Regions from separate parts of the Homo sapiens genome. Here region 2 is linked to region 1. A link is a loop called in an ENCODE intact Hi-C map of the cell type or tissue named here. Cell type or tissue: Calu3. All regions are shown on one strand.

What was found. Peaks named below come from ENCODE experiments on the same cell type or tissue, not always from the same donor. Only the 100,000 strongest peaks of a DNase experiment are listed, where the experiment ranks them.
Region 2: a loop joins it to region 1, with 2.3 times the contacts of the local background. A loop is called at or near these places in 3 of 110 quality-filtered maps.

The regions. Positions count from the first base shown.
Region 1 is chr12:22,432,719-22,440,718 of GRCh38, forward strand. No RefSeq gene overlaps it. Among named protein-coding and RNA genes, the nearest start is that of ST8SIA1, 100 kb to the left of the region's middle. RefSeq lists enhancers at 3,945-4,552, 4,553-5,160. In Calu3, no CTCF peak of the experiment used is centred here; a DNase peak (open chromatin) is centred at 4,573.
Region 2 is chr12:22,231,333-22,239,332 of GRCh38, forward strand. The region is part of intron 4 of ST8SIA1 (ST8 alpha-N-acetyl-neuraminide alpha-2,8-sialyltransferase 1); the gene reads right to left. Among named protein-coding and RNA genes, the nearest start is that of ST8SIA1, 99 kb to the right of the region's middle. In Calu3, no CTCF peak of the experiment used is centred here; no DNase peak of the experiment used is centred here.

The DNA.
Region 1 (8,000 bases):
ATATGATATATAGATATATATAGATATATAGATATATATAGATATATAGATAGATATAGATAGATATAGATATATAGATAGATATAGATATATAGAGATATATAGATATATAGATATATAGATATATAGAGATATATAGATATATAGATATATAGAGATATATAGAGATATATAGATATATAGATATATAGATATATATAGATATATAGATATAGATATATAGATATATATAGATATATAGAGATAGATATATAGATATATAGAGATATAGAGATATATAGATATATATAGAGATATATAGATATATATAGATATATATAGAGATATATAGATATATATAGAGATATATGATATATATATCTTTTTTATTGCTGAGTAGTATTCCATGGTGTGTGTGTGTGTGTGTGTATCTCCAGGGTGTGTGAATATGTGTGTATATATATGTAAATATATATATATATACATATGTACACATATATATATCTCCATGGTGTGTGTGTGTATATATATATATATATATATATATATACACACACACATATATATACACACATACACACACCATGGAGATATATTTATGTGTGTGTGTATATATATATATATATATATATACACACACACACATACACACACACATGGGATACTACTCAGCAATAAAAAAGAATGAAATCATGTCTTTTGCAGCAACATGGATGGAACTGGAGGCCATTGTCCTAAGTGAAATAACTCAGAAACAGAAAGTCACATGCTGCATGCTCTCACTTATAAATGGGAGCTAGACAATGGGTACACATGGACATAGACAGTGGAATAATAGATATTGGGAACTACAAAATGTGGGAGGTAGGAAGAGGAGTGAGGGGTGAAAAATTACCTATTGGGTACAATGTTCACTGTTTGGTAATTGGTACACTAAAAGCCCAGACTTCACCATTATGCAATGGATACATGTAAGAAGTCTGCACTTGTACCTCCTAAATATATTTTTAATTTTAAAAAAAGAGCAGAAACAAAACCAAAACCGAGAAAAATAGGGAAAAACATCAATGACATCAAAAGTCAGTACTTTGAAAAGATCAATAGATGAAATGAACTTCTATCCAAACTGACGTGATTGAGGAAAAAAAAAAAGGAAGACACAAATTACCAATATCTGGAATAATAGCAGACATATCACTACAGATTCTACAGATATTAAAAAAAAATAAGAAGATAATATTACGAATAACTCTATGCCAATAAAGTCAACAATTGAGGAAAAAAGGGACAAATTCCTTGAAAGACACAAACTGCCAAAGTTTAAACAAAAAGAAAAGGATAACCTAAATAGCCCTATATTTATTAATAGATTTAATTCATAGTTAAAGACCTGCCAACAAAGATAACTCAAGTGTTGGATACCTTTGCTGGCAAATTCTATCACACATTTATGGATCAAACAGCATCAATTGTAGATAAACTCTTCTGTAAAGTAGAAGAAGAGGGAACATTTGGTTTAGTTTCTAAAAATCAATAAGTGTAATTCATGATGTCAACAAACTAAAGAAGAAAATCCATGTAATCACATTGATAGATGCAGAATAAACATTTGACAAAATTTAAAGAGCATTTTAGAAAACCATGCAGATAACATCACAGTTAACGGTGAAATACTAAATGCCTTCCCCCTAAGAGCTGGAACAAGGCTAGGATGTCCACTCTTACCACTATACATTGTACTTAATAATTTACTAAAATAATTATTAATATGGCCAATTTAATAAGAAACAAGAAAAAGAAGTAAAAATCATCCAGATTGAAAAGAAAGAAATAAAACTATTACTATTTGTTATCATGACAATGGGTAACTCCACTGATAGAAACCTGGAAATGATTCTACAAAAAGATACTAAAATTAATAAATGGCTGCAGGATATAAGATCGATGTAAAAAATCAATTATATTTGTATATACTAAAAATAAATAATTTCTGGAAATTAAAATTAAAACTAAAACAGTACCATTATAATAAGACCAAAATAAATCTGAAATCAATATAATGCCCCCAAAGATGAATAAGATTTGCGTGCTAAAAACTCTAAAACATTGATGAGAGAATCAAATAAACAGAGGGCAATACAATGTTTATGAATTGGAAGACTCAATATTGTTAAGCTGTCAATGCTCTCTCAACTGGTCTATAGATTCAACACAATTTCAATCAAAAATATCAGCTTGGGGCTTGTTTTAAATAAAAATTGTAAGACCTATTCTAATTTTATGGAGGAAAAAAACAAACAAAAAACTAGAATAGCCAAAAGGTTTATTTGAAAAAATGTGAACAAAGTTGGAGGGTTTACATTCCTTTATTTGCCGACTAACTATAAGTTTCAGGAATCAAGAAGTGCAGTATTGGAAAAGGAGCAGACTTGCAGATCAGCGGAACACATGACAGACTCCAGAAATAAATTCATATATATGTGACCAAACAATTTTCAACAAAGATGTCAAATCAATTCAATGAAGAAAAGCTAGTCATTTCAACAAATAGTGCTGGAGCAGTTGAACATTATATGCAAAAACAAACAAACCAACCTTGACCAAACCTGACACCATATAAAAGTGTAATTTGAAATGATCACACACCTAAATGTAGAGCCAAAAACTCTGAAACTTCCAGATAATCTTTGTGATCTGCATTAGGCAAACATTTCTTAGGTGGAACACAAAAAGCATGAACCACAAAATTAAAAAATGATAAATTGGACTTCATCACTTCATCAAAATTAAAAACTTCTGTTCCTTAAAAGATAATGTTAAAAGAATGCAAAGACAAGTCACAGATTGAAAGAAAATGTCCACAAAACACATATGTTATTTAAATAAGAAACCGCTGATACACAGAATATATGAGGAACTCAATCAAAAATCAATTTAAAATACAAAAATGATCAAAAGACTTGAACAGACATATCACCAAGGAAGAAATGTAGATAGCAAACGAGCATGTGAAAAATTACTCATAATATTATTAGTCATTAGGAAAATGTAAATTTAAATCACAGTGAGATACACCTACTAGAGTAGCTAAAACCAAACTGAGAATACCAAGCACTGGTGAGGATGCAACGCAAAAAGAACCCTCATACATTGTGAGTGGGAATGCAAAATGGTACAGCTACTTTGGAAAGCAGTTTGGCAATTTCATATCATTAAACATATACTTATCATTTGACACATATGATAAGCAATCCTTCCCTTAGGTATTGATCCAAAAGAAATGGAAACTTATGCTCACAAGAAGACCTGTACATGAAAGTTTGTAGGGTTTTATTAATAATCTCCAAATACTAGAAACAACCCAGTGGACACCAGTTGGTGAATGGATAAACATATTGTGTTGCATCCATATGATAGAACACTACTCAGAAATAAAGGGGGGAATGAAGTGTTAATACATGGAACAATACAGACGAATCTCAAATATATCATGCTAAGTGAGAGAAGCTGGACTCAAAAGGAAACATTCTGAATTATTCCATTTATATAACATTCTTGCAAAGGTAAACTTGGGAACAAAAAACAGATCAGCAGTTTCAGGGTTTGGGTGCTGGTAGAGGGGATTCATTACATAGGGGCAGGAAGAAACTTTTTCGGGTGATGGAAATGTTCTAGATCTTGTTTACAATGATGGTTACACAACTACAAGTGCTTTTCAAAATTTATGGAATTCCACACACAAAACAGGTAAAATTTTTCGCATATAACTAGACCTCAATATACTCCAATAAATTTTGACTTTGTGGCAAGGAAGAATTTGTTAAAACAGAAGCCAACAGTCATACAAAGTTAAATACTTAAAAGATTAATAAATTTTAGCCTGTAGGGATCATGGCAGATGGGAGGCTGGACTAGATTGCAGCTCCGGAGAGAGCAACATACAGATGCTTGCACTGTGAATTTTAGCTCCAGATTGGCTGTAAGAACAAACCAGCAATCCTGAGAGGAGCCACAGACCCTCTGAAGGAAGCGAACGGCTCCTGCGGGACCTGGGAGACACCCTAAATACTGTGAGTGCCCCAACTGTGGAAGTTGGAAAGGGAGACCCTCCTCTTCTGAACACACACCCCCACTGGAGAAGCTGAAGGTCTGTTTGTGGGAGAAGTTTCCAACTTTACCTGGAGCTGAGTCAAGTTAGAGAGCCGAGCCAAACAAAATACAGGGGTAGAGAAAGCAGCAGAAAGGCCCTGGGGGCTCAGTGGGTCCCCAAGCTGCCCATTCCTGCCTGGCACCGCAGGGATCCATCAGGAGGGTGGCCAGAAGAGCAGAGGGTAAAACTCCACAGGGAGAAGGAATTCCCTGGCTGAACTTTGTAACAATTTGAACGAGGTGAGAAACCTCCTAGTCAGAACTTGGGGGAGGGTACAAATCTGGCTTGCAGACTTCACAGGCAGGGGAAGAACTAAAGCTCTTTTCTTTCGCGGCTAGGAGACAGAAAGCCTCGGGCAAGTTTTCAAGCCTGTCTCGCCCTGCACCTGGAAACAGACTCGGACTGTTGTGGTAGGCACGGTGGGAGTGAGACTGGCCCTTTGGTTTGTGTGAGAGCTGGGTGAGGTCTGTGACTGCCGGCTTTCTCCCACTTCCCTGACAACCTGCATGACTCAACAGAAGCAGCCATAATCCTCCTAGGTACACAACTCCAGTGATCTGGGAATCTCACCCCATGCCCCACAGCAGCCACAGCAAGACCCGTCCAAGGAGAGTCTGAGCCCAGACACACCTAGCCCCACCCCCACCTGCTGGTCCTTCCCTACCCACCCTGGTAGTGGAAGACAAAGGGCATATAATTTTGGGAGTTCTTGGGCCCCACCCATCACTGGCCCCTCTCCACACTACTACAGTTGATGCTTTCTGGAAAGTGCCACCTCCTGGCAGGAGGCCAACCAGCACAAAAATAGAGCATTAAACCACCAAAGCTAAGGGCCCCCACAAAGTACATTGCACCCTCTGCCACCTCCACTGGAACAGGCACTGGTATCCATGGCTGAGAAACTCATAGATGGTTCGCATCACAGGACTCTGTGCAGACAACCCCTAGTACCAGCCCAGAGCTGGGTAGACTCTCTGAATGCCTAGACCCAGAAGAGAGACAACGATCACTGCAGTTCAGCTCACAGGGAGCCACAACCACAGGAAAAGTGGGAGAGTACTACACCAACAGAACACTCCATGGGACAAAAAAATCCAAACAACATCTTTCAGCCCTAGACTCTGACAGAACCTACTCAAATGAGAAGGAGCCAGAAAACCAACCCTGGTAATATGACAAAACAAGGCTCATCAATACCCCCTCAAAAATCACACTAGTTCACCAGCAATAGATCCAAACCAAGACGAAATCTCTTATTTATCTTGAAAAGAATTCAGGAGGTTAGTTATTGAGCTAATCAGGGAGGGGCCAGAGAAAGGCAAAGGCCAATGCAACGAAATCCAAAAAATGATACAAGAAGAGAAGGGAGAAATATCCAAGGAAATAGATAACTTAAACAAAAAATCAAAAATTCAGGAAACTTTGGATACACTTCAGGAATGCAAAATGCTCTGGAAAGTCTCAGCAATAGAACTGAACAAGTGGAAGAAAAAAATTCAGAGCTCGAAGACAAGGTCTTCAAATTAACCCACTTCTACAAAGACAAAGAAAAAAGAATTAGAAAATATGAACAAAGCCTCCAAGAAATCTGGGATTGTGTTAAATGACAAAACCTAAGAATAATCGGTGTTCCTGAGGAAGAAGACAATTCTAGAAGCTTGGAAAACAATATTTGGGGGAATAATCAAGGAAAACTTCCCCAGCCTTGCTAGAGACCTAGACATGCAAATACAAGAAGCACAAAGAACACCTGGGAAATTCACCGCAAAAAGATCTTCACCCAGGCACATTGTCCTCAGGTTATACAAAGTTAAGATGAAGGAAAGAATCTTAAGAGCTGTGAGACAGAAGCACCAGGTAACCTATGAAGGAAAACCCATCAGATTAACAGCAGATTTCTCAGCAGAAACCCTACAAGCTAGAAGGAATTGAGGCCCTATCTTCAGCCTACTCAAACGAAACAATTATCAGCCAAAAACTTTGTATCCAGTGAAACTAAGCATGATATGAAGGAAAGATACAGTCATTTTCAGATAAACAAATGCTGAGAGAATTTGCCATTACCAAGCAACCACTGTAAGAATTGCTAAAAGGAGCTCTAAATCCTGAAACAAATCCTAGAAACACATCAAAACAGGACCTCTTTAAAGCATAAGTCACACAGGACCTATAAAACAAAAATATAAGTTAAAAAAGCAAAAACAAAAAACAAAACAAAGTACATAGGCAACAAAGAGCATGATCAGTGCAATGGTACCTAACATTTCAATATTAACGTTGAATGTAAATGCCTAAGTGCCCCACTTAAAAAATAGAGAGCCACAGAATGGATAAGAGCTCACCAACCATCTGCTGCCTTCAAAAAACTCACCTAACAGATAAGGACTCACATAAACTTAAAATAAAGGGGTGGAAAAAGGCATTTCATGCAAATGGACACCAAAAGTGAGCAGTGGTAGCTATTCTTATATCAGATAAAACAAACTTTAAAGCAACAGCGGTTAAAAGAGACACAGAGAAACATTATATATTGATAAAAGGCCTTGTCCAACAGGAAAATATCACAATCCTAAACATATATGCATCGAACACCTGAGATCCCAAATTTATGAAACAATTACTAACAGACCTAAGAAATGAGATAGATAGCAATAAAATAATAGTGGGGGACTTCAATACTTCACTGGCAGCATTAGACAGGTCATCAAGTCAGAAAGTCAACAAAGAAACAATGGATTTAAACTATACCATGGAACAAATGGATTTAACAGAAATATACAGAACATTTCATCCAACAACCTCAGAACACACATTCTATTCAACAGCACATGGAACTTTCTCCAAGACAGACCCTATGATAGGCCATAAAATGAGCCTCAATAAATTTAAAAAAATTGAAATTATATCAAGCACTCTCTTAGACCACAGTGGAATAAAACTGGAAATCAACTCCAAAAGGAACCTTCAAAACCACGCAAATACATGGGAATTAAATAACCTGCTCCTGAATGAGCATTGGGTCAAAAACAAAATCAAGATTGAAATTAAAAAATTATTCAAACTGAATGACAAGAATGACACAACCTATCAAAAACCTCTGGGATACAGTTAAGGCAATGATAAGAGGTTCATAGCCCTAAACAACTATATCAAAAAGTCTGAAAGGGCACAAACAGACAATCTAAGGTCACACCTCAAGGGACTAGAGAAACAAGAACAAAACCAAACCCAAACCCAGCAGAATAAAGGAAATAACCAAGATCAGAGCAGAACCAAGTGAAACTGAAACAAACAAAAAAATACAAACAATAAATGAAGCAAAAAGCTGGTTCTTTGAAAAGATAAATAAAATTGATAGACCATTAGTAAGATTAACCAAGAAAAGGAGAGAAAATTCAAATAACCTCACTAAGAAATGAAGCAGGAGATATTACAACTGACACCACTGAAATACAAAAGATCATTCAGGGCTACTATGAACAACTTTACGCACATAAACTAGAAAACCTAGACGAGATGGATAAATTCCCAGAAAAATACAACTCTCCTAGCTTAAATCAGGAAGAATTAGATACCCTGAGCAGACCAATAACAAGCAGTGAGACTGAAACAGTGATTTTAAAATTACCAACAAAAAAATGTTCAGGACCAGATGGATTCACAGAAGAATTCTACCAGACATTCAAAGAAGAATTGGTACCAATCCTTTTGACACTATTCCACAAGATAAAGAAGGAACCCTCCCTAATTCATTCTATGAAGCCAGCATCACCCTAATACCAAAACCAGGAAAGGACACAACCACGAAAGAAAACTACAGACAGATATCCTTGATGAAGTTAGATGCTAAAATCCTTAATAAAATACTAGC
Region 2 (8,000 bases), 200 kb before region 1:
AAACAGGTAAGAGACTAATAATTTTATCAAATTAATTAGAATAAGCTTTTTTTTTTCTGAGCTGTGAAGAGTACCACAGGATACAATTGTAAGATGAAATGATAATTTAAAGTAGAAAAACCAGCCCATGTGGGAAGAAAATGCCTGGCTAGAATAAAGAAGCATAAGAGTTTGGGATGGCCAAGGATAAACTAATTCTTCTACTTTGTGCTAATGCAATAAGATTTTTATTTTTATTTTTGTTTATTATTTTTTTTTTGAGATGGAGTCTTGCTCTGTCACCCAGGCTAGAGTGCAGTGGTGCGATCTTGGCTCACTGCAAGCTCCGCCTCCCGGGTTCACGCCATTCTCCTGCCTCAGCCCCCCGAGTAGCTGGGACTACAGGCACCCACCACCACGCCCGGCTAATTTTTTGTATTTTTAGTAGAGACGGGGTTTCACCGTGTTAGCCAGGATGGTCTCGATCTCCTGACCTCATGATCCGCCTGCCTCAGCCTCCCAAAGAATTGCTTTATTCTTAGACTGGGTTGTTGTGGTTTTACAAATGTCAAAGTTTAAAAGACAAGAATAAGAATCTCTTACATGTGTGTTGACTAAGTTTAAAGTGCTGAGAAATGCTGCCACTTGAATTTAGCTACTGCTATGGAAAAGAATGGTTGCTAGGGTTATTCTCATAGGAACCACAAGGAGACAGGAGACCCACAGGACACCAGCAGGAAGGAACAAATCTCTTTCCCCTTTCAGCCTCCCATAGTGTCCCTCTAGTGCCCCCAGTCAGAAACTAGCTGGCAAGGGGGAAACGTGATTTGTAAAATCATGGTTTCAGCAACACAAACCAGGGTATATGAAAGTGGTTTTGCAGCTGAGAGGCAATAAGTTACTAAACAGCACAGTGGTGAGGCTGGAAGCATAAAAACTTATTGGGAGATGACTGCAATTATTCGGGAGACACATGGACCAAGGTCATGACAGTGGAGGAGGTGAATAATGGTCATAAAATACGAAAGTAGAGCCACCGTAATTTAGCAGTGGATTTAATAAAATAAGCCAAGGGGGACTCCAATTCAAGGTTTTTGAGCTGAGCAAATGAAAAATGGAGTTTCCATTTCTTTGAGATGGGGAAAATGACAGAATACACAGGTTTGCAGAAAAGGGGGAATTAGGAGTTCTGTACTGGTTATTTTAAGTTTGATATTCATATTACATATCCAAATAGATTAGCCAAGCTGGGAGTTAGGTATATGAGTCTGGAGATAAAAGAATAGGTCTCAGAGTACAAATTTAAGAGTCATCAGAGGATATACATATAGTATTTAAGCCCTGAGACTGGATAAAATCCTGTAGAAAGTGAATAAAATAGGCCGGACATGGTGGCGCATGCCTGTAATCCCAGCTACTCAGGAGGCTGAGGCAGGAGAATGGTTTGAACCCGGGAGGCGGAGGTTGCAGTGAGCCAAGATCTCGCCACTGCACTCCAGCCAGGTGACAGAGACTCTGCCTCAAAAAAATAAAAATAAAAATAAATAAAAAATAAAATGGCAAGAGAATCTAAACAGCATTGACTTGGAAACTAAGTGAAGTAAGTGGTTTAAGGAGAGAAAAATCAATGTGTCACATGTTCCCGGTGGGTCAAATAAGAGAACTAACAACTGACTACTGCAATTGGCAAAGCAGAATTAAGGCAATAACTCAAGAAAAATATCCAAAATGAAAGGACATAACCTTGCAGATTGAAAAGGTCCACTGCGTGCCAGCACAATGAATGAAATTAAGCCAATCACTAGGCGTATCACTGTGAAATTTCAAAATATGAGGCGAGGAAGACGACCAGATTAGAATGCAGGGGTAAGTAGACGTACAGGTCATACACAAAAGATCAGGAATCACAATGACATCAGTTTTCTCAGAAGCAACACTGAATCTAGGAAGAAACATTGGAGGAACATCTTCGAAATGCTAAAAGGATTTCCAAAGTAGAAATAAAATCCCAGCAAAAATATCAATCAAGTTTAAGAGTAGAGTACTGTGGTGGTGTATTTTTTTTTTTAACATTTACTGAGCATGCATTCTTTCACCTTTCATGTATTCTGTTACTGTCAGAATCTTTGAAATACAGAGTACAGAATCATAAATCACCCTTTTTTGTCTCCCCAGGAGTTTCACTCAAGTATCTCAAGTCAATAAATCCTCCTTTTCTCTTTTAAATGGTAAACTCATTATTGACCTCTTGGAATTTTCTTGTTTTCTCTTCTCTCGCAGTAAAACACGGGTAAGCTGCGATGCCAACCATAAACCCCTCCACAGTATCTCTCAAACTACTTCTCAAAAAAAAAAGGGTCCAAAGACCTAGGTTCAAGTGCCTAATCTGCCACTTAATAGCTGATTGAAGCAAATCACCTAACTTGTCTGTCACAAAAGTTTTCACTGAAAAATCAGGATAATGCTAATACATGCATTACTTACCTCTCAGCGTATCAGTTCTATGTGCCTCATGGTTGTGCAGTGCTTAGTATTTTCTTTTATGTGCCATGCTTCCTCCAAATATTCCCTGTTTTATTTTCTATCTAATCATTTGTATTTCAGAGGAATTGGCAGATTTTTTTGTTTAAAACAAATTATATTTTATCAAATATAATATATTATTTGGCTGGGTGCAGTGGCTCACGACTTTAATCCCAACACTTTGAGAGGCCAAGGTGGGCGGATCACTTCAGGTCAGGAGTTCGACACCAGTCTGGCCAACATGGTGAAACCCTGTCTCTACTAAAAATGCAAAAGTTAGCTGGGCGTGGTGGTGGGTGCCTGTAATTCCAGCTACTCGGGAGGCTGAGGTAGGAGAATCACTTGAACCCAGGAGGCAGAGGTTACAGTGAGCTGAGATCGCACCACTGCACTCCAGCCTGAGTGACAGATCAAAACTCTGTCTCAAAAAAAAAAAAAGATATTATTTACTAACTATAAAGAAAAAAACACTGCCAATAAAACCATGCCTCAGTGTTTCTATAATAGTATTGTGAATAGTCCTGTACTAGTCTCTTCTTGCTTTGGCATTTTTCATCCATTCTAAGGAACATAACAATTTTTCCTACTTTCATCTGCCTTGTCTAGACAATCATTTTGCACACATCTTAGTAACTACTTAAAATAAACCATCATCCGCTGGTGGTTATTTTCTTCTTCTTTTTTTATGTTGCTTTACAAGAAAATATAAAATTGCTTCCATTATTTCTCTGAAGTAATCTGCTTACAAATCAAATTTACATCCCAGGCTTTGTTTCCATCTTTATACACAATAGATATTCAATCTTTTTGGAGATATTTTAAATGCCAATCAAACTCAACATGTGCAGTACAACAATGTGCATAATTTAATTAGGAGGACAGCATAGGAGCAGCTATGAGCAAGGTGACAACTATGTACTCCCAGTGCCAACTATGCCTCAGCTTCCAACTGGACAACAGAGGCTGTAAGAAGCAGCTGTTTCACAGATGTTAAAATATTAAAAACTGTGCAGCTCACAATCAATAAAATATGGTAATTTAACCATGTGGGTAGCACTTCCTTTTTCTGCCTTTCCCTTCATTTGTATTTGCAATAATATTTATCAAATATGATATCTGTCCCACTAATTTATATTCTGACCTTGTCAACAATTTGCATTGTGATTCTGATTCTCCTTTGTCTCATTAGTGTGTGTATGTGCACGTGTGTGAGCGCATGTATTGTGTGTGTGCGCAGGGTGTGTGTGTCCAAAGAGATTCAGATATGAAAGCTACAGTGGAAACTTCGGTTAAAAATGCATATCATGATTTATAAATGCAATAACACTAAAGCTCTGATTTTTAAAATTCTATTAAACAAATTAAAGCAACTTAGTAACAGAAACTTATACAGATATGTTTTTATAATTCCAGTTGGAAAGAAAACTTTTTTAAAATAAAAATATTGTTTTAAACAATATATAATCCAATGCAATACAATTAGTAATCATTGGGACTATATTCTATTTAATCTACAGGGTTTCTATTCTCCAATAAAATGAATTACAAATATAAATTTAGCAATAAAGTCATTTTTATTTTAATAAAGTAATAGAAATATTCACATACTAATAAATGTTACTGTCATCCGTTTTCATGAGGATAATGAAGAAAGTTCATTAGTAGCTGGACAATCTGAAATCACGGAATACATAATCAACTCTGTGCAATGAATTGTTCACAGATGGACCCCTACCATCTTGCTCAAAGAGGCTCTTGGCATATATGGAATTGGTAAGATAATTAGCCAGTTTCACACTTTACACTTAAAGTTTGCCTTCCACAGTTAAGCTGGGGCACAAATGCCTTGGCTGTAATGAAATAGCTTTGTAAGTCAAAAGGTTGTCTGTACGTTCCAAAAGGGGTATGCAGTCAACTGCTAAAGTGGCGTTTCCCAGGATTTGCATCTGAACATCCCTAGGAGGGTTATATTCTCCAGGTCCTCTCTGTCCCCTCAGTGCCATTACCCAGGAGAACAAACCATGTTGATCCCAAATGAATGAAGCACATTCCCTTCACCACACACACACACACACACACACGTGCACATACACACGCTAATGTCACATACAAAACTGACAAAAATGCATGGCTACATTAGAAATCTGAAGAGTCATAGAACTTAAGAGAGAATTAAGGGGAAATAATTTCAGGACACGCACTCTCTGAAAAACAACTTACAATTGATTTTAGACATTTCAGTTTGTTTCTAGCCAACATGCCTAAGTTTCCCAAAGATTTCTCTCCTGCTCCTTTACCACGTCTCCCTTCTCTAGACCTTCTTTCTTCCTCAACCCCTCTCTTTTGCTTATCCCAACAATTCCACACTCACCTATTACTCAGATTCCACTCCCGAAACAACACAGGCCCTTGAGTTTCTCCCTGATCCCTAGAATTCAGCAAGAAACAGTTCCATATACAGACAGCACACCTTCAAAACAAAATTCTGGTGCTGACTTAAATGTTTTCTGCCACATTCCATGCAGAGAGTGGTTGAACAACTCATCTTTCATCACACAGCCAATGCTGTTCTATTAGCTGACAGAAACCCCTCCGCACATTTTCTTTCACTGAAATTGCAACTCACTGACATTTTACTGATTTGAAAATATATTTAACTGAAGCACACTTTAAAAAGAGGGCTGAGGAGGGGTGGATGGGAGAAAGCTGGTACAAATTGTTGGCCCAGTGGCATATCGGCATATCAATATAAATCCTGGGTAAAGATTCTCCACCTCGTACCCTTGCTGGGTCCTCCCCTAATGTTTCTCCACTGGGTGCAACCCACTCTCAGTGGGCCTGCATGAAAGTGCCATGAGAACTTGGGCTATTCAAATATTTATTTACTAATTATGTGCTAATTTTGCTTTTAGAGTAATGTTTGATCTGATCTGCTATTAACACTGAAGACTAGAGCTTCACAGAGGGAAAGAAAGAAAGAAGATAAATGGACATTTATGCAGTAACTCCTGTGTGTCAGGTCCTGTGTTCTTGGTGCTATGCTCACCTTAGCTGCTCTCAGGACAAGGTTACCGGAAAGATGTGGAGAACGTTCTGACTCTGAATTAAGTACATAAAATTTGGAGTTCAAGTTAATCTCACTTAAATCTGGAAGGGCAGGAACCCACACACAAAATCAGGGCTTTATTCATATTGTTTGCCCCTCCAACTCACAGGGCTGTGGTATTGTCAAAATAAGTTAACATTAGGAAAAATTATAAAATAACAAGGCCTTTTTTTAAAGAGATGGGGCCTCACTCTGTCATCCAGGCTGGAGTACAGTGGCATGATCACAGCTCACTGCAGCCTTGAACGCCTAGGCTCAAGTAATCCTCCTGTGTCAGCTTCCTAAGCAACTAGCACTATAGACGCCATGTCTGGCTAATTTTTTATTTTTTATATTTGTAGTGATAAGGTCTCACTATATGGCCCAGGCTGGTCTCAAACCCCTGGCCTCAAGCAGTCCTCCCACCTCAGCCTCCTACCTCCCAAAGAGCTGGGATTGCAGGTGTGAGCCACTGTGCCCAGCCAAGGTCTGCTTTTTAAATAATTTTTTTCCCCATTATAAAATTTTGCAACTTTGGAAAATGTTGATTTTTTTTCCTTAGAGATTTTCTCTGAACATAACTATATATATAATTTTATATATTTACACATTTATATATTTATTTTTTTCACTTAATATTAGAACATGAGCATTTCACCATTTATTGAAACCATTTATGTATATTAATCCATAATATCTTTGTATAGTATACCATCAATATGGATATATCATAAGTTACAAAATCACTGGCTTTTTTTTAGGTTTGGAGATACCATTTTATTCTCATTATCCATTTATTATGTATGTAATATATTTGTGTACAGTAGAGTTTTTTCTTGTTTTTTTAGTATGGATTTGTAGAAAAATCATGAAAAGTCTATTTTAAAATAATTATTATTTATTTATCAACTTTACTAAAGGTTCGTTAATTGTGGTAGACTTTTCAAAGTATCAACTTTGGCTTTTTGGACCCACTCTGCTGTATTTTTGTTTTCAGTTTATTCTTTTCTGGTTTTTGTTGTTGTTGCTGTTCCTCTTTCAACCTTTTGGAGATCCTGGATTTTAAATTGATGCTGTAATGGAATAGATCTTGAGGGTCTTCAGGAAGGCAATGAGTTTATTTTGCATATGTGAGGGATATAAATTGTTGTGACCCAAGGGCAGACTGTGGCAGATTATATTTTCCAGAGATGGCCACAAAAACTCTCCTACCATGCATACTCTAATAATGTGACTTGAGAACTCCCCCCCCAACAAGAGGTGGATCTGTGCTAGAACTCTTCTCTCTTGTACCTGGGTGGGACTTTGTGATTGCTTCAAGCAATAGAGTATGATGAAAGTGATGCTAGCACACTTCCCATGTAAGGCTATTAAAACATCACGCAATTCCAATTGTTCTCTATGGACACTAGCTTTGGGGAAAGCCAGCTGCCATGTAAACAGTCCAACTTTCTGGAGTCAATCATGCTGTGAGGGTGCCCACACTAATTCACAAGGAGAAACCACACAGAAAGCCCTGAGACTACACAGGAAGGGAGATGTTTGGCCAGCCCCGGCTGCTCCAAGCCTTTGCTATTTCAACTCCAGCCACCATGTGAGAGATCATGAGACAGATCTGTTCAGCCTAGTTCTTCCTGAATTCCTGACCCACAGAAACGTGAAAGATACTAAAATTATTGCTGTTGCTGCTTAAGACCAAAGGATGACCTGTCACTAAGAAGTAAAAAACTGAAAGAAGAGCTAAAAACACTTCAATCTCCCCCTCCTAACTTATGCAATGTCATTTTCCAGTATTTTAGTTGTCTTTCGTTTTGATCACACAAATCATCTGCAAAAATAATGTATGATAATAATTATTGTTTTATACAGATAAAATTGTTTAGATTTATTGATATGTTTAGCAATTCATTTGCATCCCAGGTTTTTTTTCTGGAGTAACATACTCTTTTTCTGAGGTATATTCTTCAGATTTTCTCTCAATGAAGGATCTTTGGAGGTAAAAAATCTGTGTCTGTTTTTCAGAAAACATTTTCTATTGAAACAACTATTGAAGAAATAGATTGCAGAATATACATTTCTATGTTGATAGTTTCTCTCTCAGCACTTTGAAGATACTCTTCCACTGCTTCCTGACATCCATTTTTACTGTTAGAGGAAGTTCGTTTTTAGTATAATTATTCTTTTGCAGGTGATCTGTCTTTTCTTTCTGTCTGCTTTTATAAGCTTCTTATTATCTTTAGCTCTGTTTCACTAAAATTGTCTGTTTGCATTTTTAAAAATTTTAATTGATCTGCTTGATACTTTGTGTTTTGGATCACATTACTTTTTACTTATGGATCACATTAATCATGAATTCTGAAAAAGAGTTCTTATCCCTATTTTATACTTCCACAATTCCACTTTAACATACTCC